Linked DNA regions of Homo sapiens: region 2 is linked to region 1. Evidence: read pairs that join two places in POLR2A ChIA-PET (ENCODE). Cell type or tissue: PC-9. All regions are shown on one strand. Links, peaks and the distances in the headings refer to the core of each region. The heading gives the core; the rest is flanking DNA.

What was found. ChIA-PET counts read pairs that join two places held together with the same protein. Peaks named below come from ENCODE experiments on the same cell type or tissue, not always from the same donor. Only the 100,000 strongest peaks of a DNase experiment are listed, where the experiment ranks them.
Region 2: POLR2A ChIA-PET joins it to region 1 with 16 read pairs; 3 of 35 experiments call an interaction of 5 or more read pairs at or near these places.

What each region holds. Positions count from the first base shown.
Region 1 is chr1:151,328,117-151,336,451 of GRCh38, reverse strand. No RefSeq gene overlaps it. Among named protein-coding and RNA genes, the nearest start is that of PI4KB, 4.9 kb to the right of the region's middle. In PC-9, for the core only: no CTCF peak of the experiment used is centred there; no DNase peak of the experiment used is centred there; H3K4me3 peaks cover 658 bases; H3K27ac peaks cover 433 bases.
Region 2 is chr1:151,491,977-151,500,311 of GRCh38, reverse strand. No RefSeq gene overlaps it. Among named protein-coding and RNA genes, the nearest start is that of CGN, 15 kb to the left of the region's middle. In PC-9, for the core only: no CTCF peak of the experiment used is centred there; DNase peaks (open chromatin) are centred at 4,741 and 5,311; H3K27ac peaks cover 2,125 bases.

The sequences.
Region 1 (8,335 bases), core at 252-8,251:
CAGACGTGATGTGTATGAACAATAGTGAGAAATAAACTAGAAGAAGGCTGGGCGTGGTGGTTCATCCCTGTAATCCCAGTACTTTAGGAGGCCAAGGCAAGAGAATCACTTGAACCCAGGAGTTAAAGCAGCATAGTGAGACCCTGTCTCTACAAAAAAGCTTTTTTAAATTAGGCGTTGTGGTACGTGCCTATAGTCCCAGGTACTCAGGGGGCTGAGGTGGGAGGATCACTTGTGCCTGGGAGTTCAAGACTGCAGAGAGGCCGGGCGTGGTGGCTCATGCCTCTAATCCCAGCACTTTGGGAGGCCGAGGCAGGCAGATCACTTGAGGTCAGGAGTTCGAGAGCAGCCTGACCAACATGGTGAAACCTAAAAATATAAAAATTAGCCGTGTGTGGTGCCAGGCACCTGTAATCCCAGCTACTTAGGAGGCTGAAGGAGGAGAATAGCTTGAACCCAGGAGGCGGAGGTTGCATTGAGCCCAGATGGCACCACTGTACTCCAGCCTGGGCTACAGAGCGAGACTCCGTCTAAAAAAAAAAGAAAAATGCCGGGCACGGTTTCACGCCTGTAATCCCAGCACTTTGGGAGGCCAAGGCAGGCAGATCACCTGAGGTCAGGAGTTCAAGACCAGCCTGACCAACATGGTGAAACCCCATCTCTACTAAAAACACACAAAAAATTAGTCTGGCTTGGTGGGGGGGCACCTGTAATCACAGCTACTCAGGAGGCTGAGGCAGGAGAATCACTTGAATGGGGGAGGCGGAGGTTGCAGTAAGCTGAGATTGCACCATTGCACTCCAGCCTGGGCAAAAAGACTGCAGTGAGCCCAGATGGTGCCACTACACTACAGCCTAGGTGACACAGCAAGACCCTGTCTCAATAATTAAGTAAAATAAACTAAGAATAAACAACCATTATAGTTATCTGTTGGTTGAATAAATGAATGAATGAAAGGCATGAAGTTTGCATTAAAGGATGGAGAAACTGGAGTTAAAGGACTGAGCCAGGCAGTTGTTGCCATTATCCATGTGGAAGGAAATGAAGGACTGGACCAGGATGCAGACAGATGAGAGGTAACAGGCATATGGTAAAATAAACCACTGGTGATAGAATAGATAAGACTCATCCAAATAAATATTGCCCTCACCATGACTGAGATTGAGGATGAATCCATTCACTTTAGAATACCACAGCACTGAATGATTTTGAGATTTTAATGAGTGTTACGGGGTTTTAAAGTAACCTATTCCACCCTATTTTAAAATATATAACATGAAACAAGTTATTCCTCTGTAGTTTAAGCAATCTTCAGTTTTTTAGATGAAGGCCTAAACTAAGATTTGGGGGAGTACCACTTCCTTCCTACCATTCCTCACTCTTCTCCTTCTCCACAATTTCCCGTTCTCCACTCCCATTACCTTTTCCAGTTCTATTATTCATTTTAGTTTATCATAAATTTACTAAAATTTAAAATAAACTTTTGCTATAATAGCCGGGCACGGTGGCTCCCACCTGTAATTCCAGCACTTTGGGAGGCCAAAGTGGGCGGATCACTGGAGGTTAGGAGTTCAAGACCAGCCTGACCAACGTGGAGAAACCCCATCTCTACTAAAAATACAAAAAAAAAAATTAGCCAGGTGTGGTGGCGCATGCCTGTAATCTCAGCTACTCGGGAGGCTGAGGCAGGAGAATTGCTTGAACCTGGGAGGTGGAGGTTGCAGTGAGCTGAGATTGCGCCATTGCACTCCAGCCTGGGCAACAAGAGCAAAACTCCATCTCAAAAAAATAATAAAAATAAAAAATAACCTTTTGCTGTTAAACCAAGGCAAACTCTATATGTGTAGTCTATGGCCTCAAATAAATGAATCTATTGTTTATTTTTGTAGCTAATAATCAGCCTTCTTTAGAAATTAAAGCAAATGCTACACATTCACACAGCATAATAAATGGGGGAATTAATGTCACTGTATATTTGTCTTAAGTGTTTTACTTCATGTTGTGGTTTCTCAGTAGTACTACTTCTTCATCCAAAAACACCCTGCTGATTCCATCCTATGTGAAAAATCTGTTCAGCGTTTTATACAGAGAGTTGGCTGAACACAGATACATATATCTCACAGTATATAGAAATGCTCAGGTTGGCCGGGCATGGTGGCTCACACCTGTAATCCCAGCACTCTGGGAGGCTGAGGCAAGCGGATTACCTGAGGTGAGGAGTTTAAGACCAGCCTGGCCAACGTGGTAAAACCTCGCCTCTATTAAAAATACAAAAAAAAAATTAGCCTGGCATGGTGGCGTGTGCCTGTAATCCCAGCTACTCAGGAGGCTGAGGCACGAGAATTGCTTCAACCTGGGAGGTGGAGGTTACAGTCAGCCGAGATTGCACCACTGCACTCCAGCCTGGGCAACAGAGGGAGAATCTGTCTCAAAAAAAAAATGCTCAGGCTGGGCACAGTGGAGCCAGGCCTGTAATTCCAGCTACTTGGGAGGCTGAGGTGGGAGGATTGCTTGAGCCTAAGAGCTCGAGAACAGCCTGGGCAACATTGCAAAACCCCATCTCTACAAAAAAATTAGCCAGGCATAGTGGCACGCACCTGTGGACCCAGCTACTTGGGAGGCTGAAGTAGGAGGACTGCTTGAGCCCAGGAGGTGGAGGCTGCAGTGAGCTGAGATGGCACCGCTGCACTCCAGCCTGGGTGACAGAGGAGCAAGACCCTGTCTCAAAATAAAAAAAGAAAAGAAATGTTCATAAAGCCAGGCAATGGGACATGCACCTGTAGTCCTAGCTACTTGGGAGGCTGAGGTGGGAGGACTGCCTGAGCCCAGGATTTCGAGGCTGAAGTGAACGATGATTGTGCCATTACACCCCAGCCTTAAGAGACAGAGCAAGACCTCATCTCTAAAAGTAAAAAAGTTCAGAGGGAGGCATTTGTTTACTGGAATAATCAGGCCAGACTCTGTGGCTCACACCTGTAATCCCAGCACTCTGGGAGGTGAGGCAGAGGATTGCTTGAGCCTAGGAGTTTAAGACCAGCCTCAGCAACATGGCGAGATCTCATCTCTACAAAAAAATACAAAAAATTAACTGGGCGTGGTGCTGTGCTCCTGTAATTCCAGCTACTCAGGAGGCTGAGGTGGAAGGATCACTTGAGCCTGGGAGATCGAGGCTGCAGTGAGCCGAGATGGCACCACTACACTCCAGCCTGGGTAGAGCGAGACCCTGTCTCAACAACAAACCCACAATGACTTAACTATTCTGAAGCTCAGTTTCCCTAAAATGGAATAAAATCTGTTTCATTTGCTTGTAATGAGGAATAAATGAGTTAATGTTTGTATTCATACACAGTAGGGGGCTCAAGCAATAACTGCTGGCTTCTTTTTCATTACCCTGAAAAAAAGCCTATGTATCTAAATATCTATATATTGTTCAGGAAAAAAATTCACTCTCTTATAAAAGTTTCTTTAACTCAAGGGTGTTTAAGATATAACTGGAGGCTAGGTGTGGTGGCTCACACCTGTAATCCCAGCACTTTGGGAGGCCGAGGCAGACAGATCTCTTGAGTCCAGGAGTTTGAGACCAGCCTGGCCAACATGGTGAAACCCTGTCTCTACTAAAAATACAAAAATTAGCTGGGAGTGGTGGCTCATGCCTGTAATCGCAGCTACTTGGGAGGCTTTGGCAGGAGAATTGCTTGAACCTGGGAAGCAGAGGTTGCAGTGAGCCAAGATTGCACCATTGCACTCCAGCCTGGGCAACAGAGTGAGACTCAGTCTTAAAAAAAAAAAGGAAAAAAGATATAACTGGAGTTGTATTTTACTGACTTTTGAATAAGCCAACTTCTTTCCCCAGTTTGTAAACAAGACAAACAAATGACATTATCTTACTCTGTTGGTAATTTCCTGCCCTCCCCACACCTCGATGTGCAAAACATATACGTACTTTCCTACCAAAGCTAGAGGCTTCGTGTGTACACAGGATAGCATAGGTTCCCATAGGGTCACCCATCATCCAAGTGCAAAACCATCTACATCTATAGTGGCTCCTTGGGATCTCACATAGAGGTGAGTGATTTTTTTTTTTTTAATCAAAAGAATTTTTTAAAAACAGATTCGGTGAAGTGAGAAATTTTAGAGCATATCACAAATGTTAAGCTTTTTTATTTTTTTTTTTTCTTTTTTGAGACAGAGTCTCACTCCGTCACCCAGGCTGGAGTGCAGTGATGCAATCTCAGCTCACTGCAACCTCTGCCTCCTGGTTTTAAATAATTCTCCCTGCCTCAGCCTCCTGAGTAGCTGGGATTACAGGCACCCACCACCAGGCCTGGCTGTTTTGTATTTTTTTTTTTTTTTTTTTTTTAGTAGAGACAGGGTTTCACCATGTTGGCCAAGCTGGTCTTGAACTCCTGACCTCAGGTGATCCACCCACTTCAGCCTCCCAACGTGCTGGGATTACAGGCGTGAGCCACCGTACGCAGCCGCAAATGTTATGCTTTTACATTTAATGTGGGGGGAGAGAATGGCATTCAGTTTTACAATTTGACAACTAAGGAGACTGAGGAGAAAAAAGACAAATCAGGGGGAGGAAAACATAACTTAGTCAAAATATTTATTTAAAAAATATTTTTGGCCGGGTGTGGTGGCTCATGCCTGTAATCCCAGCACTTTGGGAGGACGAGACGGGTGGATCACTTGAGGTCAGGAGTTTGAGACCAGCCTGGCCAACATGGTGAAACACTGTCTCTACGAAAATAACAAAAATTAGCTGGGTGTGGTGGTGGGTGCCTGTAATCCCAGCTACTTAGGAAGCTAAGGCAGGAGAATGGCTCCAACCCGGGAGGCGGAGGTTGCAGTGAGCTGAGATGGCACCACTGCACTCCAGCCTGGACAACAGAGTGAGACTCTGTCTCAATTAAAAAAAAAAAAAAGAAAAAGAAAAAAATATATATATAAAATATATATATATATATATATGAACTAAATCATTTTTGAAAAATAACTATATTTTCCGAAACAAGAAAAAAAATCAATGAGACAATTGGCATTGTTTTTAAAGGGGGAAATTTCTTTAATGTCAGACTGGGTTCTCATATCTGCTTCTGCATTCAATCTTTGTGTGTGTGTGTGTGTATGTGTGTGTGTGTGTGTGTCTCACTCTGTCACCCAGGCTGGAGTGCAGTGGCATGATTGCAGCTCACTGCAACCTCTACCTCCCAGGTTCAAGCAATTCTCCTGCCTAAGCCTTCCCACAGGTGCATACTACCACGTCTCGCTAATTTTTGTGATTTTGGTAGAGACACAGTGGCTCACACCTATAATCCCAGCGTTTTGGGAGGCCAAGGTGGGCAGATCACCTGAGGTTGGGAGTTCGAGACCAGCCTGGGCAACATGGTGAAACCCCATCTCTACTAAAAATACAAAAATTAGCTGGGCGTGGTGGCGTGCACCTGTAATCCCAGCTACTTGGGAGGCTGAAGCACGACAATCGCTTGAATTCGGGAGGCAGAGTTTGCAGTGAGCTGAGATCACGCCACTGCACTCCAGCCTGGGCAAAAAAGCAAGACCCTGTCTCAAAAAAAACAAAAACAAAAAACAGAAGATGATAAAAAAAAAAAAAAGAAACCCTCCCGAAAACGGCAGAAAGACAGTCATAAAGGGATGCAAAGAAATTTATACATATGGGCCAGGCACAGTGGCTCACGCCTGTAATCCCAGCACTTTAGGAGGCCGAGGCGGGCGGATCACGAGTTCAAGAGATCAAGACCATCCTGGCCAACATGGTGAAACCCCGTCTCTACTAAAAATACAAAAATTAGCTGGGCATGGTGACGCATGCCTGTAATCCCAGCTACTCGGGAGGCTGAGGCAGAAGAATCGCTTGAATCCAGGAGGTGGAGGAGGGTCCCTTGAGCCAAGATTGCACCATTGCACTCCAGCCTGGGCGACAGAGGGAGACTCTGTCTCAAAAAGAAAAAAAAAAGAAAGAAAGAAATTTATACATATGAACCCTTAGAGCTATAAATAGGAAACTTAAAATCTTCTACTTATGTTTGTGTGTGTGTGTATTTTTAGTAGGGTGGTCTATAACTGACTAGCTATAAAAAGTTCCTGCTTCAAATTTGAAGAGATGTTTCTGAAATTTTTTCTGTCATTGGAAAATAAGAAAACTTCCTACTATAAAAAAGGTTGTCACATGTCTTTCTACAATGTTTCAAAAGGCTAGTCTTGTGGCTGTTTGGAAGGTTATCCCTTGAGGGGATACATGACATTTTAAACTCTAGGCTAAAGCAGGGTCATCGCCTCATGATATTTGCGGGACAGCTGATTGGAAGCTGGCCAAGAGCTGGTGGGCCTAACATGTGGACTGGTGATTCTCCCCAATCCAGACCAGTGGTGAGAATTTTTTTTTTTTTTTTGAGATGGAGTCTCGCTCTGTTGCCCAGGCTGGAGTGCAATGGCGCAATCTCGGCTCACTGCAACCTCTGCCTCTCAGGTTCAAGTGATTCCCTGCCTCACCCTCCCTAGTAGCTGGGATTATAGGCACCCACCACCATGCCCAGCTAATTTTTGTATTTTTAGTAGAGACAGGGTTTCACCAAGTCGGTCAGGCTGGTCTCAAACTCCTGACCTCGACTGATCCACCCACCTCGGACTCCCAAAGTGCTGGGATTACAGGCGTGAGCCACCACGCCAAGCCGATTTTTTTTTTTGAGACAGGGTCTCACTCCGTTGTCCAGGCTGGAGTGCAGTGGCATGATCTTGGCTCACTGCAGCCTCTGTCTCCCAGGCTCAAGTGATCCTCCTACCTCAGCCTCCTAAGTAGCTGGGACTACAGGTGCATGCCACCATGCCAGCTAGGCTAATTTTTGTATTTTTGAAGAGACGTGGTTTCACCATGTTGCCCAGGCTGGTCTCAAACCCCTGAGCTCAAGCAATCTGCCCACCTCAGCCTCCCAAAGTGCTGGGATTACAGGTGTGAGCCACTGTGCCCAGCTGACAAATTTAAACTATCTTTGGCACTCTTGTCCCCATTCTTTGTTCATCTTTCATACTGTACTCCTGCTTTAACCTAGCTTGTCTGCTTGCCCTCTCCTCATGATATGAGCAAATTCCCATTTATATTCTTCAACATACAATTTTTTTGCTTTCAGAATGCTCGCTTGTCTTTTATTTTGCTGGGTTATATCCAATATCTATTCTAAGACCTGACTCACAATATTTCTAAGAAGCCTTCCATTCATTCATTCACCATATACTGGTGTGTGTGTGTGTGTGTGTGTGTGTGTGTGTGTGTGTATGTGTGTGTGTCCATACACATATAGGCCTTCCAAATTAACTTAAACTCCACTATGTCCCTTCAGCAATTAGGTTAGGTACCCCATTTGTTCTACTGTTGTATATACTGCATGTTTTACACAGGCATTTTCAAGCTATTACACTTTATTCTGCCTTCCAATTAAACATTGTAGCAGTGACTCTTTCATCATCTATCCTGTATGATTGTCCCAATAATTAATAATAAAGTACTATAGTAGCAACTTGTACTCTCTTGATCCTAACAAAACCCTGTAATGGGCTAATATTACTTCATCCATATGTCTTCTTTGTAGACATAGAAACTGAGGTTTAAAGAGGTTACATTAGTTATTCCAAATCAAACGGCTTGTAAGTGGCAGGGAAGATGGCATTCAAGACCCGGGCTCAAATAACTAGCCTCAATGTATTAAGTAAGGCACTAATGAGGGGCATTGCATATTAAGTAAAGCCCTAGGAAAGGCATTGAGATAGAGGTTCTGAGGACAAAGAGGGCTCTAAATCAACAATCTTAACCGAAAAATACACAAAAAACTTGCTGGGCGAGGTCGGGCCTATAATCCCAGCACTTTGGTACCTGAGGCCGGCAGATTGCTTGAGGCTAACAGTTCGAGACAAGCTTGGGCAACATAGCAAGACCCTGTCTTTACAAAACAAACAAACAAACGAAAAATACACAAAAGCAACACCAGAGGCCCATTTGCATGGCGTGTTTTTGTTTATTTGTTTGGCCTAATATGGTTTCGTTTTGTTTGGAAGAAGGGATTGTGCCCTCCAAGCCTTTGTCGTTTCACTCACCTCTCCCAACCTGGCCCTGTCCAGCCCCTCCCTGGAGGGCTGGGCATATGGATGCTGGAGGTCACAGGCTGCCCAGGCAGGTTGGTGACCTCGGAGGCAGAACCACGGCCTCGAGTCGGGCCTCTAACGGCGAAAAGACTGACGCGGTTGGACCGCGCCATTCCCGAAATGTTAAGGAGCTTAAACTCCGCATCGTCCTCCAAGATAAGTAGGAAAAGGGCAG
Region 2 (8,335 bases), core at 329-8,328, 160 kb before region 1:
ACTGACATTGAAACATAGTCCCAAAGTGTCATCTTCACTCCCCTATTGGAGTGGGAGCTTATAAGAGCTGGATAAAAGAGTACTAGCCAAAGTCCAGCTTACAGTGGATCCACCCCATCTAGTCAGAAGCAATCTAGACTGTTCAGACATCCTGCAGAACATCACTTTGATCCATTATATCAATGACATCATGCCTGTCAGTCAGGATGAGCAAGAGTAGCTAGCATACTAGAGGCTTTGGTAAGACACATGTCCTCCAGATCATGGAAGAGATCCCTAAGATTCAGAGGATGATCACCTCAGTCGGTGTTTTAGGAGTTTGGTGTTTAAGGGACATGCCAGGACATCCTTTCTAAAGTAAAAGACAAATTGCTGCATCTTGCATCCCCTACCACAAAGACGGAATCGAAGTACCTGGCAGGTCTCTTCAGGTTCTGAAGGCAACACTTTCCACACTAGAAACACTGCTTAGACTCATATACTAGGTGGCACGAAAGACTGCCTGCTCTGAGTGACATCTGGAGCAGAAAAAGTATAGCCCCACTTATCATCGCTCTCAGTAACCCACTGAGGGACTTTATGCTTCCTATTCTGCAGCTCTGGGCTCCGCATGGTGAGACATTCTGATCCCCAAAGGGCCATACTCTTCCAGGAAAGGTCACATTAAGTTACATGGTATGGCTACCACTTGTGCACTTTGAACTCCTTGTATTCAGGAATCACCAAGTAAGAAGAGAAATTATCATTATCATATTGCCAGTGTAATTGACCCTGATCAGGGAAGAGGTGGGGCTGCTGTTTTACAATTGGGGCAGGGAAGAATATGTGTGGTGACTCACTTGGGCATTTCTTTCTTCTTTTTTTTTTTTTAGATGGAGTTTCACTCTTGTTGCCCAGACCGGAGTGCAATGGCGCCATTTGGCTCACTGCAACCTCCGCCTCCCAGGTTCAAGTGATTCTCCTGCCTCAGCCTCCCAAATAGCTGGGATTACGGGCATGCGCCACTACACCCTGCTAATTTTTTGTATTTAGTAGAGATGGGGTTTCACCATGTTGGTCAGGCTGGTCTCGAACTCCTGACCTCAGGTCATCCGTCCGCCTCAGCCTCTCAAAGGGCTGAGATTACAGGCATGCGCCACTGCGACTTGGGCATTTCTTGGTACTCCTTTGCTTAGTTATGACTATGAATGATAAATGCAGCAACCCTGGCCTGAGAAAGGGGCCTCAGACCCCTGAGGAATTAGGGTTTGGGCCACAGCATCAGTAAGCCACTGAGACTAGTAGAAGTGATAGCTGAGGGCAAGAGGGATTTAGAGTAGAAGAAGGAAACAATGAGTACCTGTTGCACCTCCAAGAACAACTGCAGCAATGGGGGCTGTATATTATTCCACTAATCACGCTCATCTAAGTTTTTCACAGGAAGAGAAGCCCTGCCCAATTATGTCTGGAGAAGTGAATCCACATGATACAAAGGGTAGACTGGAGCAGCCATGGAGGTACCCCATTTGGATTCCTTTCACAAAAGAACTTTCTGTTCAGCTGTAGGAGTGCAGTTATCTCACAGCTTCCAGCTACAGCAACTTCAGGATTCACGATCATGTTCATGTTAAGACCACACTCTTCCCAGGCAGCCTCCAGACAACGATTGAGCATGGTGTGCATGCTAAAGCCTGGCCATTTCTGCCCAACTTTGCCCCTCGTCTCCCGCGGAGTTGACTGAGACTTTGTCAGATCCGCATCATGACTTGAGGCTCTCCCTATCCATCCTGCTTCCTCTCCCTATATCCTTCACAGGCATTACCCCCAATAAACCTCTTCTGCTCCTAACTTTGAGCATCTCCTTCTCAGAGAATCCAAACCAATGTACTGGGTGATAAAATAATATTGAACAGAGAAAATGAAAACTGTATATATATGCACATATAAGGTTTCTGTAGTTTATATATAGTTATATATATGCATATATTTACACATACACCATATAGTTATAATTTTTTTTTTTTTTTTTTGAGATGGAGTCTCACCTTGTCACCCAGGCTGGTGTGCAATGGTGCGATCTCGGCTCACCGCAACCTCTGCCTCCCAGGTTCAAGCGATTCTCCCGCCTCAACCTCCTGAGTAGCTGGGACTACAGGTGAGTGCCACCACACCCGGCTAATTTTTAAATTTTTAGTAGAGATGGGGGTTCACTATGTTGGCCAGGCTGGTCTCGAACTCTTGACCTCGTGATCTGCCCACCTCGGCCTCCCAGAGTGCTGGGATTACAGGCATGAGCCACTGCACCTGGCCATATTTTTTTTTTTTTAAGACGGCGTCTCACTCTGTCGCCCAGGCTGGAATGCAGTGGCACCATCTCGGCTCACTGCAGGCTCTGCCCCCCGGGTTCACGCCATTCTCCTGCCTCAACCTCCCGAGTAGCTAGGACTACAGGTGTCCGCCACCCAGCAAATTTTTTGTATTTTTAGTAGAGACGGCGTTTCACTGTGTTAGCCAGGATGGTCTCGATCTCCTGACCTCATGATCTGCCTGCCTCCGCCTCCCAGAGAGCTGGGATTACAGGCATGAGCCACTGCGCCTGGCCCCTTTTTTTTTTTTTTTTTTTTTTTTGAGACGGAGTCTTGCTCTGTCACCCAGGCTAGAGTACAGTGGCGCAATCTCAGCTCACTGCAACCTCCACCTCCCTGGTTCAAGCAATTCTCCTGCCTCAGCCTCCCAAGTAGCTGGGACTACAGGCACCCACCACCACACTCGGCTAATTTTTGTATTTTTAGTAGAGACGGGGTTTCACCATGTTGGCCAGGCTGGTCTTGAACTCCTGACCTAAGGTGATCCGCCTGCCTCAGCCTCCCAAAGTGCTGGGATTACAGGCATGAGCCACCGCACCTGGCATAAATTTTTTTTTTTTTTTTTTTTTTTGAGACGGAGTCTCGCTCTCTCGCCCAGGCTGGAGTGCAGTGGCGCGATCTCAGCTCACTGCAAGCTCCGCCTCCCAGGTTCATGCCATTCTCCTGCCTCAGCCTCCTGAGTAGCTGGGACTACAGGCGCCCGCCACCATGCCCGGCTAATTTTTATTGTATTTTTAGTAGAGATGGGGTTTCACGGTGTTAGCCAGGATGGTCTCCATCTCCTGACCTCGTGATCCACCCGTCTTGGCCTCCCAAAGTGCTGGGATTACAGGCGTGAGCCACCGCACCTGGCCTGGCATAAATATTTTTAATGTGTATTTGTATGGATGAGACCTTGAAGACATGGAAAAATAAAACTGGTTGATCTATTAAATAGAGTCAAAGGATTGTGAGTGATTTTTTTTACATGTCATTTATTGTTGACACAATGTCATTAAAAGAGAAAACTAGGATGTCAGTTCTAAATCTACTTTTTGCTTCTTAAAATATATGGGATTTCAGCCGGGAGTGGTGGCTCACATCTGTAATCCCAGCACTTTGGGAGGCCAAGGCGGGTGGATCACCTGAGGTCAGGAGTTCAAGGTCAGCCTGGCTAACATGGTGAAACCCCATCCCTACTGAAAATAACAAAAATTAGCTGGGCATGGTGGCTGGCACCTGTAATCCCAGCTACTTGGGAGGCTGAGGCAGGAGAATCACTTGGACCCAGGAGGCAGAGGTTGCAGTGAGCTAAGATCATGCCACTGTACTCCAGCCTGGGTGACAGAGCGAGACTGTCTCAAAAAAAAAAAAAAAAAAATACATATATATATATATATATATATATATATATATATATATATATATATATGACTTTGGGCAATTGATTTTCCATTTCCTTATCTATAAAGTAAGGCTAATAAGTGTGACAACAAAATGAGATTAAGAATTTAAACACATTTTGCTATTGTGAAGGTTTTTAGTTTTTTGTGTGTGTGTTTTGTTTTTTTTTTTGAGATGGAGTCTCACTCTGTCGCCCAGGCTGGGGTGCAGTGGCACGATCTCGGCTCACTGAAACCTCTGCCTCCTGGGTTCAAGCAATTCTCCTGCCTCAGCCTCCCAAGTAGCTGGGACTACAGGCGCCCGCCACCATGTCCAGCTAATTTTTTGTAATTATAGTAGATATGGGGTTTCACCCTGTTAGCCAGGATGGTCTGCTTCTCCTGACCTCGTGATCCACCCGCCTTGGCCTCCCAAAGTGCTGGGATTACAGGCGTGAGCCACTGCTCCTGGCGTGAAGTATTATTTTTATTATTGGCTGAAGTACCAGATATAAGTTGGTCAAGTAACAAATGCTTATTGATTATCTACTGTGTGTCAGGTAACGTTTGTATTAGTTTCTATGGCTGCTATAACAAAGTACCACAAATTTAGTGGCTTAAAAAACACAAATTTATGCCTGAGTGCAGTGGCTCATGCATGTAATCCCAGAACTTGGGAGGTCAAGGTGCAGGGATTGCTTAAGGTCAGGAGTTTAAGACCATTCTGGGCAACGTAGTGAGACCCCATCTCTACAAAAAGTACAAAAAGTAGCCGGGCATGGTGGCATGTGCCTGTATCATTTTAGAATAAGGGAGTTGAGAGACTTGATAGATTTGTGTCTCTCAAGTTTTGTAGCACATCAGGGGGACTAAGAAATAGAAGCCTCGGGCCAGCAGAGTGGCAGAACAACTGGCTTCCCTAGGAGAAAGTTGTCTTTCTCTCTATAGGAGAGGGAGGATTTCCTGTAGATTGAAGCGGAGAAGGAAAGGCTGGTCTCAAGGAGAAAGTCAACTAGATAAACAAAGAATTACAAAAAGCTTACAAAAGAATGCAACATTCTCACTCCAGCTAAGCAAAGACTTTTTCCTCATTTCTCCCCTCAGGAGTGGGAGAGGCTAGTTTATTCTGGTGTGTGGCTAGAAATTCTACAATGACACTCTTTGTATCTAGTCTCCCTAGGCTGTCCTTTGTTTTCCCCAAAATGATTATTCAGTTTTTTTTTTTCTAGAAATGACTTTCTCTTTGACTGCAAAGATGAATTAGATAAATTTATATGTGCAAGTTAATAAATTAAGTATCCAAACTCTGTGATTATAAAAAGTTTACATATAAGATTTTTCCTTTTCATAAACAGCCCTACTGAGGTGTAACTGACAAACAGTAAACTGCACAAATGTAAAGTGTGCAATTTGATAGTTCTGACATATGTATGCATCCATGAAATTTTTACCACAATCAAGATAATGAGCATATCCATCTACCAGAAACTGGGTGTTGGAGAGTGGGGGTGGATATGTTCTCCTTAGGTTTTGACCTCTTATTACCAGCTCACAAATTTGTACTCTGAGTAATGAGACAAGATGAGTCATTCATAAAAAATTTTTTCTACAGAAGTGGGCAGAAAAAAAAAAAAACTTCCCACCCACTTGGCAGGTGATCAGTAGCTCATTAACCTAAATCATGTCACCACACTGTCACTCTTTCTTCATTGTATACAGGCTGGAATGCAAACGGCTGGGAAAAGCACCCAGCTGGTGTCCCAGGCCAGCTCTTGGCTGCCTATATGGAAGCAGGAGGGGATTTCTGACCTCAGTCCCCTAACAGGCCTGCCCTCCAATAGTCTAAACTCACTGGGTACCATAGCATTCAGCCCAGAGCTAGCAGGCCTAAGTCTCTTCCTTACCTCTAGCTCATAAATCTTCCTCATGGTCTAAAAGAAAGAGATACTTATCCCTAATTCTATTTTTTAAAAATATATTTGCCAGATGTGGTGGCTTATGCCTGTAATCCCAGCACTTTGGGAGGCTGAGGCAGGTGGATCACTTGAGGTCAGGAGTTCGAGACCAGCCTGGCCAACATGGCAAAACCCTGTATACTAAAACTACAAAAATTAGCTGGACATGGTGGCGTGCACCTGTAATCCCAGCTACTCAGGAGGCTGAGGTGGGAGAATCACCTGAACTCGGAGGCAGAGGTTGCAGTGAGCCAAGATCGTGCCACTGCACAACAGAGTGAGACTCTATTTCAAAAAAAAGAAAATTATATAGATAAAAAATGTTTTTAGTTTTTTTGTTTTTTTTTTGGTACAGATGGGGGCTCATTATGTTGCTCAGGCTGATCCCGAACTCCTGGCCTTAAGTGATCTTCCCACCTCGGCCTCCCAAAGTGCTAGGATTACAGGTATGAGCCACCACACCCAGTGTATCCTTATTCTACAGCCAGCCTCTCTTCCTAGTGTCTAGACTTAATTCCTGAGCTCTATTATTCAGCAATATTTATCGAACACCTACCAGGTACCAGGCACTGTTCTAGGCTCTTGGAATATAGCAGAAGTCAACAATAGGCAGCAATCCCTGCCTTCATGAGCTTACTTCCTACTGAGTGAGGAAACTAAAGGCCAACATCTTAATTCCACCTTCTGGAAGTAACATCTGAGTTACCTTCTGCCCTCAAAAAGGTGTAGAGAAGAATCTTATCCTTATCCTAACCCTTTTGCAACTTGTAACTTGTAGCTGCTCTGCTTTTTTTTTTTTTTTTTTTTTTTTTTTTTGAGACAGAGTCTTGCTCCGTCGCCCAGGCTGGAGTGCAGTGGCGCAATCTTGGCCCACCTCCTGGGTTCAAGAGATTCTCCTACCTCAGCCTCCCAAGTAGCTGGGACTACAGGTGTGTGCCATCACACCCGGCTAACTTTTGTATTTTTGGTAGAGATGATGTTTCATCATGTTGTCCAGGCTGGTCTTGAACTCCTGACCTCAGGAGATCTGCCCGCCTCAGCCTCCCAAAGTGCCGGAATTACAGGTGTGAGTCACCGCACCTGGCCATATTTCTTTCCTTTCTATTCACCATCTTCAAGCAGTTTATATGCAGTAATTCCAAGTTCCCTTGTCCCTCACCTGCAGTTGAGCTTGGAAACTGAAGGCTTTTCTGAGTCCTCCTTCTACCGGATGTCTCTTGTGCTTCTGCTCCCTATTTTTTCACACTCTTTTCTCCTTGGATTTCTATACCACTGCTCTATTATTTTCTACAGCTCTAGCCCTCCCCTGTCCCTGTGGGTACTTTTTTCCTTTCTCAGCTATTCCCCATAGCTGTGAAAAAGCTCTTTCCTTTCCTCTGCCCTCCACTCTTCCCCTTCAGTGGCTCATTCACTCTCATGCTTTCTCCTGCCACCTCCAAAAGCAGACAACTTTCAAATCTCCATTTTAAACACCGACCTCTCATCCATGTACTGAATCAGTATTTAACTTTCTCCAGAACTTTTGCACTTGTACGTCTCATCTCTACTTAGGACACAGACAAACCAAGCAAAGTAACTTCCCCCGTATACCAGCACTCCTTCTCAAATTCCCTGTCTTTACTTTTTGCAGCCCCCAATATATATATATATTTTTGAGACGCAGTCTCACTCTGTTGCCCAGGCTGGAGTGCAGTGGCGTGATCTCGGCTCACTGCAAGCTCCACCTCCCGGGTTCACACCATCCTCCTGCCTCAGCCTCCTGAGTAGCTGGGACTACAGGCACCCACCACCACGCCTGGCTAATTTTTTGTATTTTTAGTAGAGACGGGGTTTCACCGTGTTAGCAGGATGGTCTCATTCTCCTGACCTTGTGATCTGCCCGCCTTGGCCTCCCAAAGTGTTGGGATTACAGGCGTGAGCCACCGCGCCCGGCCTGCAGTCCCCAGTATTAGAAGGAGCAACTTCTTGCTTAGAGTTGCACTGGAGACTCGGTACTAATAATACCTGCCAGCTACCCTAAATAGGAAAGAAATTTAAATAAATTAATAGATACAAAACAAGTTTATGGCCATAGGTGGGGGTAATCTCAACCTTTGGCAAGCAAGGCTAGAAAGTAGCATCAGACTTCAAAGAAAACTTACCATTGTTAGGTTCAAGTCAGAGGGCAAAGAAGGAAAGTGCAGGACACTGGAGGGGATATAGGAGGTGGGAGGGCATCTGAGAACCTCAGAGAAGGAAGACTGAAGCAGGAGGGAGAATGGAGATAGGGATCTTGTGTGTGGGAAAACACACAAACTCAGAGTGTTTGTTCCTGTTATCTCACTCAACAGTAACAATCAACACAGACAGAAGACTCCTGTGACCAAATATGGAGGATTTCTCCCCACCAGCAAACAAGCAATCAGTTCTGCAGCAGACACCAGCTGGGTGTCCTCTAATTCGATTCTGACACCATCTACCAAGAGGCCACAGGTTGAGGGCTCAAACCCCAAAACTGCCCCCACCCACCCCATTCAGACACCAGTCAAAACCCAAGACTCCAGAATTTCTGACCCAGCAGATTCAAGTTGGGGCTCCTACAGCCCCCTCTTTGGACTCAATTCATTTGCTAGAGCAGCTCACAGAACTAAGGGAGACACTTCGTTTACCAGCTTATTAGAAAGGATATGACAGA